2 separate regions of the Homo sapiens genome follow, and region 2 is linked to region 1. Evidence: chromatin contacts called from ENCODE Hi-C or POLR2A ChIA-PET data. All regions are on one chromosome and are shown on one strand. The core of a region is the stretch at or near the end of the contact, and the rest is flanking DNA. Distances in the headings are between cores, read along the strand shown.

The links. Hi-C counts contacts between places; a loop is a spot of excess contacts on that map. ChIA-PET counts read pairs that join two places held with the same protein, here RNA polymerase II (POLR2A). Pooled maps may share reads with other maps.
Region 2: a map of PC-9 shows a loop between it and region 1 (6-fold over the local background). The contact joins the promoter of CD46 here to the promoter of YOD1 in region 1. A Hi-C loop is called at or near these places in 5 of 168 maps with a recorded cell type or tissue (CD4-positive, alpha-beta T cell, PC-9, ascending aorta and 2 more), 9 of 37 single-sample maps with no recorded cell type and 21 of 50 pooled maps. POLR2A ChIA-PET finds 5 or more read pairs at or near these places in 1 of 52 experiments (MCF 10A).

What each region holds. Positions count from the first base shown.
Region 1 is chr1:207,048,378-207,054,389 of GRCh38, forward strand. YOD1 (YOD1 deubiquitinase) reads right to left here and starts at 2,831. Exons shown (of 2, transcript NM_018566.4): 1 at 2,311-2,831; 2 at 1-1,346. The coding sequence starts at 2,653. The coding sequence ends at 643. PFKFB2 (6-phosphofructo-2-kinase/fructose-2,6-biphosphatase 2) reads left to right here and starts at 4,898. Exons shown (of 15, transcript NM_006212.2): 1 at 4,898-4,989. RefSeq lists enhancers at 2,395-2,965, 4,189-4,828.
Region 2 is chr1:207,748,471-207,754,482 of GRCh38, forward strand. CD46 (CD46 molecule) reads left to right here and starts at 3,584. Exons shown (of 13, transcript NM_172351.3): 1 at 3,584-3,839. The coding sequence starts at 3,743. RefSeq lists silencers at 3,425-3,534, 4,114-4,471 and an enhancer at 3,635-3,844.

The DNA of each region.
Region 1 (6,012 bases), core at 1,581-4,080:
TGGTTAAGCACACATTTATAATGTCTACCAAATTGCAATATAAAATCAGTTTGGACAATTCTGAGTATCTTCATTTGATGAATCAATTCATAATTTAGAAACTTAACTCATTCAGAGTTTTTAAAAAGACTCAGTTACTGGAGACACTGTGGTAAATGTCCAGTGGACTCACAGGAGGCCTTCCACATTACCCAAAATGTGATGCTTTCTTCTACAAGTTAAAGCTGCTGGGTGCTAGTTTATAATACTCAATCTCAATCGTATGCCCAGTGGACTCACAGGAGGCCTTCCACATTACCCAAAATGTGATGCTTTCTTCTACAAGTTAAAGCTGCTGGGTGCTAGTTTATAATACTCAATCTCAACCTTCAGGTCAGTGTCAGTAGGTGGCAAGGATCACCTATTCTGTCACTCCAGCAGAAAGAGGCATGTATGTACAGTTTACCACTGTAGACACACATCTGTAAACTTGCACACTAATTTTAATCTTAACAAGGAATTTCAGTGTCTTAGTGGTTTTAAGTTAAAAGGATGGTTCAAGCATTGTATCCTTTGTTCTTTAGGGTTACCATAGCTTATTGGAAAACCCAGAGCCTTCTGGATGTGTGAGGTAGTAGGCTTCAACCCTCATTCATGCATAGGTCACACTTCTCCAAAGTTGGTATGGCCTGTCTCCTTGGCATGTTCCCTTGCTTCTGCTTGTCCAGTTAATCCTTTCTGACATACCATGCATCTCAGGGTGAAGCGGTTGACATCAGTAAACTGTCTCCTTCTTCTAGCTTCATCTGCTAATTCCAGTGCTTGTACAAGAACAATATCATCATTAGAGGAGAAAATGGTCAGAGGAGGTGTATCTGGATCAGGGAAGTTACGCTGAAGTGGATCATAGTGGATGCCATCATAAATAAGCAGAACCCTTTTGGTATATCCTGCATCTTCCCCAAAACGATCAATTCTTACTGTCTGTGTATCCACTACACATATTTCACATTGGTAAAACTTGGACAAAATCGATATCTCTATTGCTCCTCCCCAAGTGTCATCCCTTTTGATCCAGTCACAGTACTCTTGATTTGTTTTTCCCAGTATTGCCTCACTATAGAAGTCTGGATCGCTTGCTACAATTTGTGCTATGAGGCGTCTCATCTCAGGGGCACAAGCTGGATTCAAGACTCCTCCTTCGACGACATAGTACACACTAGTAAAGAGGCAAGAGTTGTCTGCTGGGACCACGGTTCTGGTAAGCACAGGCAAAGTTTCCCTGACGTAACTAGAAGCACCACGTTTAGTAAATGCAGGTGAACTTCTGGGCCTGGTTTGGTCTTCTTCAATGATCAGCATGTCACCTGTTAAAAATAAAACAAATCCCGATCTGCAAAGAAATTACAGAAGAAACCGAGTGTTCTCTAGCCAAGTCTGTAAATTACAAACTGAAGGAGTTAAAGCATAAACTGGGGTTACTAAGGAGAATACAGTTTTGCAAGTAAGTTACCAGTAAGAATCTTTGTTCACTGAATTTTCATAAAGATGAAAAAAGAACAAAAAACACTTGAGGTTGCATCCCAATTTAGTGAAGGGGTCTGGAGTAAACAACTTCAAGCTTACCTAAAAAGATACATTTCAAAAACAAAATTTCCTTTCCTTATACAGTATTTTACAGAAGGTGCTCACTACAGAGTAGGCCGCTAGGGGGTTCTCCTTCTCCGGAAACTTATCTACTCTAGAGTGTTTACAACATCCTTGATACAGCAACTGAAAGCTTTTAATTATAAACACTGATGTTCAAGTTTTGATATGGCACAGAAATAACTGCTGCTGGTTAGAAATTGAAAGAGCTTTCAGTGGGTGTTTTAAAAGCTAACTCGAAAATGAGTATGCCTGTCAAACGAAGTATCTACGAAGGGGACTGCAAAAATGAATCAAGAAAAAAAAAATCCTGCACCCTTGAGATCTCATCGGTGATATAGGGAAAAAGAGACATAAGGACAGAGAAAATAGGCCCTACTTTATATTTTTGTGGACGCCGAGGGAAAACAAAATGGGATAGTTTCAAAGCCGACCAGAAAGCGGAATGGGGAAGGGGGTCTTCAAGGCTTTGGGTTCCCTTTCAACCCTGTGTCAAGACAAGGAGTTGCTAGACACTTGCCCTGGCCCCCGTCAGCATTCTCTGTTCTTTGATCTATCCTCGCCCCTGGCCTCAAAGCCCCCCCGCCGACTCACAGCCACCTTGCCTTGACTGGTGTTTTGTTCTCTCTCACGCCCCTCTCCATCCTCCCGGGACTTTCCCTGGCCCCAGCCCTGATTCCTTACCAGATTGGATGGGCAAGTCTTCCAGAATGGTATCCCCATTGCTGAGATCCAGGCACTCGGGAGGGTATCCGACGAGGATTCGCTGACCGCCGGGGGCGATCCCGGTGATGGCGGCAATTTGGCCCTGGAGTTCCCGCACCCGGGTCCGGCTGGACAGCCCCTGCAAAACATGGGTGCCGTCCTTGGCCTTGCAGCGGAGCCGCCACATCGTGTCGGTCCGGCTGCCCACAGGCCAGGCACCCGCGGGGCCAGCTTTGGTCCCGGCAGCCTGTTGGGAGACGCCGCCGGGGAAACCAGGCGCCGGGTGGACTCCAAAATGGCGACCTTTAGCGGGGCCAAACATCGCGAGAAGTTGCGGGTGGTTGCAGTTATCGCGACGCTTCGGTGCGGCTTCTGCCTTAGTACCTTAGCAAGCGCGAACTCTTTTAAAGTGACAACTGATTTTTCCCCCACCCTCAGAACGAAGATGTAAACCTCCGTATTCCTAAAGGACAACGGGTCTTGCTACCTATAGAGCGAGTGAGGTGCCCTCCGCGTGGGTAGCATATATGCTCAAGAAAAGAGGGCGGGGGAAGGAGTTCCTGAATGAAGGTCTGGAGATTGGAATGTGACCTTGCACTTAGTGAGGTCGGAAATTATTAAATTGGGGCTTCCACACTACACCCAGACTACACCAGGAGAAACAGAATCATAGTTCACAACGCAAACGAATGCCAGGAATGGTCAGTGAGTCAAAGGACCAGTCAAAAACAATCACACTTGTGACTAGACTCGTGGCTGCATTAAACATTGACTCATTGGGGTTCCAGGGGCCAAAAGACTGGCCTTTCTGCCTCCCTGGGACTGTGCTTGAAAACGTCTATTTGCCACTTCAGAAAGCACAGTATGAGGTCAGCATCTGGGCCCAGGGCAGCTGCCTCATTCAGGTGGTGGCAGTGTAAGGAGGAGTCGTGTAACGCGTGTCATCAGATTCCAGTTCAGTTCCTGGGCATACAAATATGAAGACTTCATTCCTGCCTTCATTGTAACAAGTATTCATTGCAGTTGGGAGACAGGGTGGGGTGTGAGACACACAGCCACTGAATTTCAAAGCAACGTGATAATGCTAGATTATCTGTACCTTTTCAAACGTGTATGCCTAGAACCCAGGACTGTGCCTCGCAAATAAAAAGTGTTCAACAAATACTGGCTGAATGAATAAAGACAGAGTTGTATAGACATAGAGAGGGCAACTAGAGCACTCTGGGAGTTGTAAAAAGCCTTAAAGAGGAGATAACTGTTTGAACTTTTGGAAGAATTAGTTTAATTCCCAGGCGAAGGAGGAATAAAGACATCCCTGAATTTATATCTCTCTTTTCCAAGAAATCCATACTCATTGTTCTTTATCCAGCCGGGATTCAGACAGCAAGTCCCACTTGCCAAGAGTGGGTTTATCAAGCATCAAACGGGCCCGCTGGGGCAACTATGAAAAGTGTAGTTCACTTGGTGCAAACTCACCTCCACTGTAAAAGACTTTGCTTCTGAATAAATTATATGTAATGTTTCCATCTTTTCACATCTTTCATGACTCAATTTTTTTTTGCTGGTGCAATTTTCCTCCTTGGTTCTTCAAGACGACTGCAACGGATGATACAGCCTGGGTTAGGGGGTAGGTAGGAGGGAAGGTAGGAGTGGTTAGAAGTCCACCGGGGTGGCCGGGCGCAGTGGCTCACACCTGTAATCCCAGCACTTTGGGAGGCCGAGGCGGGTGAATCACCCGAGGTCAGAAGTTCGAGACCAGCCTCATCAATATGGAGAAACCCCGTCTCTACTAAAAATACAAAATTAGCTGGGCGTGGTGGTCCATGCCTTTAATTCTAGATACTGGGAGGCAGGAGAATCGCTTGAACACGGGAGGCAAAAGTTGCGGTGCCAAGGTCGTGCCATTGCACTCCAGCCTGGGCAACAAGAGCAAAACTCCATCTCAAAAAACAAAAACCAAACCAAACCAAAACAAAAAAAACTCCAATGGGGTGTATGGGTGGGTCCAGGGAAGCTTCTGGTTCAACGATGAGAGTGGTTGATTTTCTTAGGTCACAGCGTCTGACCTGTGGAGCCGGGTATGTATACACCCTAAGGCATAATTAGCTCAAGTGTTGTGGTAGTTTATTCTAGCAAAAACATCTTTAAAGCTTACGTTCCCATTTATGGATCTAATGAGGTTCTGCTGGGATTCAGGAATGAGAGCGTTAATCTTTGCAGCATTTTCTCGTCACCCGGCACACCCGCTCTCAAGACGCCTACCGAATAGTCTACTCTCGCGAGAGTCAGAAAAAAGTCAAGCTTTTTATTAACACCGCCCCCAGCCCTATTAGTTACCAAGCAACAGTGCCACCAGGCTCCTCGGCGCTGGGAAACTCAGGAGCTTGTGATCTCTCTGGTTCCGACTTCCAGCCGCCTTCCCGAGCCAGTTAGGCGATTGCGACCCTGCCCCGCCCCCTGGGTCCTGCAGGCGCCCGATTGGTGGATGATTCTCTCCAGGTGAGGACCTACGCGCGAGGGGGCGGGGCCAGACGGGCTCACATGATTTGCCGGCGACTGTAGCGCCGGTCCCGGCCACAAGCTGTCGGCTCGGTTCGGTCGCGTTACAGGGCAGGCGCCGGGGCCAAGGCAGGGAGGGATCTTAGGAGAGATCGTAGGGTGAGCCACAGCTGCGCAGCCCCGGGTAGGGTCTAGCGGGGCGGGATGTGGGGGCTGCGTGCCCCCGGATGAAGTGCGGGGAGAGGTGCTGGTCCCCAGGCATGGCAGGCAGCGCGGACGTTCTGGGACCGGGAGCCACAGTCTGTGTTTGGGTTGGAGGATTTGTGTGGTCAGTAAAGGAATCGTGTAAGGCTCTTGAAGGCGCAGGATCTTCCGTCCTCACCAGCCCCCTGTTGTCTGAATTGGGGGCATGAGCTCAGGACTTTCCCACTCCAGTTTGAATCAGGGCTTACCCCTCTTCCTGAGGTGACCTTGGGGAAGTCATTTACCACCTCAGCGCTCCGGCGTTCTTTAGACTGAGTCCCGGGGGTAACTAGGGAGAGGGTGCGGAGCAGGGCTTGAGAATGCACTAGAGGAGAAATGACGACGTGCTAGGGCTGTCTTGGGGTCCAGTTACTGTTTTTCCTTCAGGGAATATGTTCGAGATTTTCCCACGTCCCTCACTTTTTTCTTTTCTTTCTTTCTTTTTCATTTTTCATTTTTTTTTTTTTTTTTTTTGACAGAGTCTCGCTCTGTCGCTAGGCTGGAGTGCAGTGGCGGGATCTTGGCTCACTGCAACCTCCGCCTCCCGGGTTCAAGCGATTCTCCTGCCTCAGCCTCCCGAGTAGCTGGGACTACAGGCGCGCACCACCAGGCCCGGCTAATTTTTGTATTTTTAGTAGAGACGAGGTTTCACCATGTTGGCCAGGATGGTCTCTATCTCTTGACCTCTTGATCCGCCCGCCTCAGCCTCCCCAAGTGTTGGAATTCCAGGAGTGAGCCACCGTGCCCGGCCTCACTGTTTGCAAAACTGAGTCCTACCGTTAGATTGGAGTTAATTTCCTGGTAATGTACTTCGTCTATACATAACCCACCCCACCCCAACTGCTGCCACTACTCTGCCCAGATTCTTAAAACTAGAATCTGAGGTCATGAAACCTTGAGCAGGACACTTAATTCGATGAATCTCAAATTTTCAATCTG
Region 2 (6,012 bases), core at 2,334-4,833, 700 kb after region 1:
ACTCCACGTGTGCCCATCTCGTTTTTTTCCAATTCAATGCGAGATGAAGAACCTGGTGTTCCTTCACACATTGGAGCCCTATCAGCAGGGGCTGGACACCAATTGCTCTCTGAAGCTATTCCTAGCCCTAACATTCTTTGTTTTGTTTGCTGTTTTGGCACACTAAGTGTGTAAAGTTTATGAGGCTTAAATGAAATTTTCTGTCTCTACCATTACAATGAGAAAGGAGTAAAATATTTTTATTTTGCAAATCTACTTATGGAATATAGTTTCTAATATACTTATGTTTTAAAAGCCTTCAAAAGCCAAGAGGAAACAAAATACTACCCATTCCTTCTGAGAAATGCACTTCTTTCTGTACCTGATTGTTCTCATAATCCCTGTGTTGATATGTAATGCCACAAAAATGCTCTTGATAGTAACAGGAAAGAGGATCAGACACAGCTAACCGTAAAGGTCAGTTGGCTGGCAGGTGCTTAGTAGATGCAAATAGAGGCCCATTCATGCTACTACACCTGCTCCTGAAAAGCATAATGCAAATACAGTATACTAATTTAGGAGGCAAAGAACCATCTAACATCAAACTTTAAAAGAGTTGGCCACAGTTTAATGACATCCCTGCACACCAGCCTCCACCCACACTGCCCTTCATAAGCCCCTAAAAGGAGATTCCATAGTTCTAAACCTGGTCTACAAACACACATATCCTCATTCTCTCCTTTTCTTCTCTTTGGCAGTTTGGCAAAATCTTTAGGGGGAGTTGGAGGAAACATTAGTGTTTAATCTCCTAAATCCCCTTCATTCAAAGCTTTGGCTTCAAGTTCTACCCCTGTTAAGGCCTCAGGAAGTTCACTGTCGACACCCTCCCTTTGAACTCAGTCACTAAAATGATCTCAAGGCTAAGGGATAGACCACAGCTCCACTTCACAAGTAAGCTTGCAACACCTGATTTAGGAAAGTTTGCTGTGCAGACAGTTGTAGCTCATCCCTTTTACAGACCAATCTTGATTTGTTTCCTAGGGTTAAAATTATTTAAATCAAAATCTCTCAGAACTTTGTGGGCATTTGGTAAATTCATGCTGGGGGAGAACTGGCAGAGACATGTTAAATGCACTTGACCACAAGAACCATTTATTTCATCCAATATTTACCAGTTATTCATTGTACACCTACTATAGATTTTGGCACTGTAGATATGAGAAAATGCTATCCCTGACTCACGAAACTTATCCAAAAAGTAGAGAACAAGGCTCAGCCATTCAAATAAAGCCTCAGTTGAATCAAATAAAAATAAGTTTTAAATATTTAATGTGAAAGTCTTCGAGTATGTTAAGAATGGCTTAACTCAGGGATAGAAATTTTACTGATTGAAAGAAAATTTCAACAAAATACCAATCTTTGAATCTAATTTGACACCCGAAACTAGGCAATCAAACATTAGCACTATTTTTTCTTCTATAGTTTATAATAAAATTTCTCATGAGAAAAAAAGACATTTTTCTTCCAAGCCTGAAAATGGATGGAGAATTTTTAATATTTATTGTTGCTGAGAACAGTAAATAGACTATCCACTTTCACAAATGAAGGCTGGCTTTGAGCCACAGAACATATCTGTTATATCACTCTTTGACACCATATATTAACAGAAATAATAATTTTCCCGCATTGAGTTTCCTATTTACCATCTCTTTAATTATACCCGCTTTAATTGCTGTCATGGAGTGTTGAATTTTATAATCCAAGATACTAAGATGTTTATCTGATATACCACCTCCACACTTAATGTCTTATAATCTCTGCCAAGAATTTAAAAATTTTTGTTGGTCGGACAGGAAGAGGAAATTCCATGGTTTGGTGAACCCAGAAATTGTTCAGTACATCTCGGTTATAAAACTGTGTTAAATACACTTAAACTCTATAATTCTATAAGACCCATTTTAGGTTTATACACTGAGCATCCAGTTCCTCACCGTCCTCTCATAGGTTAACCCTGTGTAATACAAGTTCTGCTCCCATAATTCTATGAACAAAACAGCCCTTGATATATAGGTTTGATTTTTTAAATACATTTTCTTTACTTTATTCTAAATGTAACATAAGGTCAACATAGAAAACTGAAAAGCATAAGGAAAGTGAAATATCTGTAATCTTATCAACCATTGTTAATTTTGCTGTATTCCTAGTTTCTTTTTATACATATCAATATGGTACTTTTGTTTTAATAAAAGGACTGCCAAAAGGCACATGCCAGTTTGGACTCTGCTTTTTCCACTTACAATGATATCATAGTTTCTCATATTTGGTATTCTTTTGCAATATTTGCTGCATAGAATTCCATCACACAAAGGTAACTGCCAGAAATTCTTTATTACTTTTGCTAGACACTTAGGGTTTACATTTTTTCAAAAATTAATCACATCAGAGTTTTGATCACATCAGAGCTTTGATCACAGCTCTGATGATTTCTCTGGGAACTGAGAGCCTAACACAAGTCATGTCCACTTTAAGACTTTTAACATACTGAAAAGTTATGTTACAGAGTGCTGGTCCCCCTGCAACACGTTCACTCACATTGGCTGACGTTTTAATTCTTTGCCAATCTGAGGGGAAGAAATGTCAACTCTTTGTTTGCTCTTTTAATGTCAGTCATGTCCTTTTCCTTTTACCGGTCATTCCGGTTTACTCACAATCCTACAAATCAATCCTGCTCATTCTTAATTTTCCAGTATTGTTCCTCAGATTGTTTCACCAGAAAAGTTCTCCCCCTTATCCACTCTTCACCTAACAATTTCTACCCATCCGAATCCTTCTGCATTTATTGCTTCCAGGAATTTGGCACTTAGGACACCCTTGTCCTTACATTGTTCATGCATGTATATTTCGTCTTCAATAAAAAATTTAGTTGCTCAAGGGCAAGGGCCCCATAGAGTCTCAATATTCTAATTGCCTGGTGTTGCTTAATAAATTAGATTCGGAAGGGTCCCCTCCAGGGAGGGGAGCAAAGGGCAAATTACCTTAGGGGCTGGGAGTGCAGAAGCCAAACCTTTGAGATTGTGAAAACAAGACGGCCCCGAGACGATCCAGTAGCAGGCATTCAAGCAAGAAAAACTCAAATATTGTTCCCAATAATGCCTGACTAATGCCAAATACCAAGTAAGGGCCCAGGCAGTCCTGACAGCCTGCAGTGCCCCAGGATAAAACTAACCCTGAGGGGTGCTAGCCCACGGTGACCCCCTGTCTAGACTCTGGATCTCTATTTTTAGGTCGAAGTGCTTTATTCTTGACTCCCGAATTCCCGGAAACTATTACCAAAGCAGCTTAGTTTTCTCTCCACCCTGCCTGGGTCACAAATATGACGGCGAGCCAGTCCTTTCCCGCAGGACGCCTCAGGCTTCCGGGATGGTAGGCCAAGGGCTTAGCAAGAAAAAAGGCGGCCTCGGGGAACCTGTTCTGTTAGGTTCCGCCAGGGCCTCCCCCTGACCTCTCGAAGGCCAAGGGCTGCCCATGAACGCCGAGGCTCCGCCCCGCGGCCCGCCGATTGGCCCCAGCCGCCCTGGTGACTCGACGCACTTCCGCCCCGGGCGCGGCTCGGGCCACGCCCACCTGTCCTGCAGCACTGGATGCTTTGTGAGTTGGGGATTGTTGCGTCCCATATCTGGACCCAGAAGGGACTTCCCTGCTCGGCTGGCTCTCGGTTTCTCTGCTTTCCTCCGGAGAAATAACAGCGTCTTCCGCGCCGCGCATGGAGCCTCCCGGCCGCCGCGAGTGTCCCTTTCCTTCCTGGCGCTTTCCTGGGTTGCTTCTGGCGGCCATGGTGTTGCTGCTGTACTCCTTCTCCGGTAGGACCCCGGGGCGGGTTCGCGCGTCCGCGGCGAGACTAGAGCTCTCCTCAGTCGGGCAAGAGTCGCGGGGCGGGGCTCACAGCAGGCCGTGCCTGTTTGGGGACAGGGTTCTCTGAGGGGTGCAGTGCTCAGATCCCGGGGGTATGTGGCGGGGAATGCGGGGACCACGCAGAGCCCGAGGTGAAGCTTGTTTGGTGGCGTCGTGTGCGCGGCCAGCATTTACGCAGGATCTGGCTGCGTCCCTAAAAAAAGCGTGAATCGTGTTTTCGGGATTGAGCCAGTCGGCCAGGGGAGCGCGGACTGGGCGCCCTAGGTGAGGGCTTGTTCTGGAGTGCACAGGTGCGTGGGAGTGTTGCTAGGGCCCGTGCTGTGTCCGTGGTGAGAGTTTGCCCTGTGTTCCCTTGGTGCCTTGGTGAGTGGGGTGTTCATTAGGGCTTGGACAGTACCCGCGGTAAGGGTTGCAGTGCGTCTGCTGTGCCCCATGTGCTGGGCTGGGCGAGCAGGGGCCTGGCCAGGTGTTGCTGGGAGCGTGCTGTGCGTAAGTGGCCTGTGTGCAGAGTTCACTGTGGGCAAGACAGCTCAACTGTTTGCTTTGAATGGAGTGAGCGCGGACTCTGGGGCTAGGGAGGGCATGTTGAGTGAGAGCAGGCTCTCGGTGCCTGGGGTTAGAGAGGTGGTAAGGGCGCGCCATGCTTTTTGTGCCTTCTGTGAACAGTCTCCGTGTTACCTGAGCTCCTATTAGTTTGTAAATGGCTGCTTTTTTGGGGGGTGGGTGGGCCATCGAGTCTTCTTCCTGTTCCCAACCAATATAGATAGTATCTGATTCCATTGCCTAATGGCTTTTTGACATTGTTTTCCTTCTTTTCATTACTTTGAGTCATATTTGAGAGATGTGAAACAACCTAAAAAACAATGGTAGCCAAACCTAGTGAGAAATTAGTATCCTAACAAAGGAAGGCAGATAATGTTAATCTTGTTTTCCCCTGCAGCTCATAAGCTAAAGCTTAAGGCCTATCCCACTAAATTTATTTTGTATTTCATTGAATGGAATCAATACTTTTAAAAATGCATGCTAGGCCAGGCGCAGTGGCTCACGCCTGTGATCCCAGCGCTTTGGGAGGCCCAGGCGGGGTGATTGCCTGTGCCCAGGAGTTCAAGATCAACCTGGGCAACATGGCAAAACCTTGTCTCTACAAAAAAATACAAAAATTAGCTGGGCATGGTGGTTTATGCCCGTGGTCCCAGCTACTCTGGGGGCCGAGGTAGGAGATTCACTTGAGCCCAGGAGGTGAAGGCTGCAGTGAGCTGTGATCATGCCACTGCACTCCAGCCTAGATGACAGAGTGAGACCCTGTCAAAACAAAACAAACAAACAAAAAAAAAACCCGCTAAGAAATACATGCTTATTGTGCGATACGAACAGAATCAAAAGACAGCTATTTTTAATATTTTGGCATATTTGTTTCTGCCTTCATGTGCGCGTCATGTGTATCTATGTCCAAATTATATTTAGGATCCAATAACATGTATAGTTTCTACGTTGCATTTTTTTCCTTAGGAGCATTCATTCAACGAATATGGGTCTTGTATGTCTGGTGCTATTACACTGGTAGGCAATAACAAACCATTCCTATTTTCTTGATCCTTTTTTCACTATTTGTTTACACACACATTCATGCAGGAAGATAAGCAGGGACTTTGTTTTGCTCAATGATAAGTGCTCAGTGCCGGGAACACAGTAGATAACCAATAAATTATTTGCTAAAATGTATTGGGATTGGCAGACATTAAAATCCAAAACATAATAGTGACAAATAAATTATGAACCAAGGGAAGTGCTCTGGAGGCAAGCAGTATAATTTTCAGATATAAATCTGACAGCATTTAACAAATGATTGGAGAGAGGGAAGGCTTCTCTGCTCATCAAACAGACTTTGGGGCATCTGTGCTTGCTGTTCCCTCAGCCCAGGAACATTCTCCTCCTGACCTGCTGCAGAAACAGTCTCGCTCTTCTGCAAACTCAGCTGGAATGTTACACCCTCAGAGACCTTCTCTGATCACCCCACCTCGCGACCCCCCCATCTCAGGTTGAACACATACAACCCAGTTCAAGTCCCTCTTCACTTGTAATCACCCTTTTAAAATGACCTTTTCTGTTCTTTGTCTCACC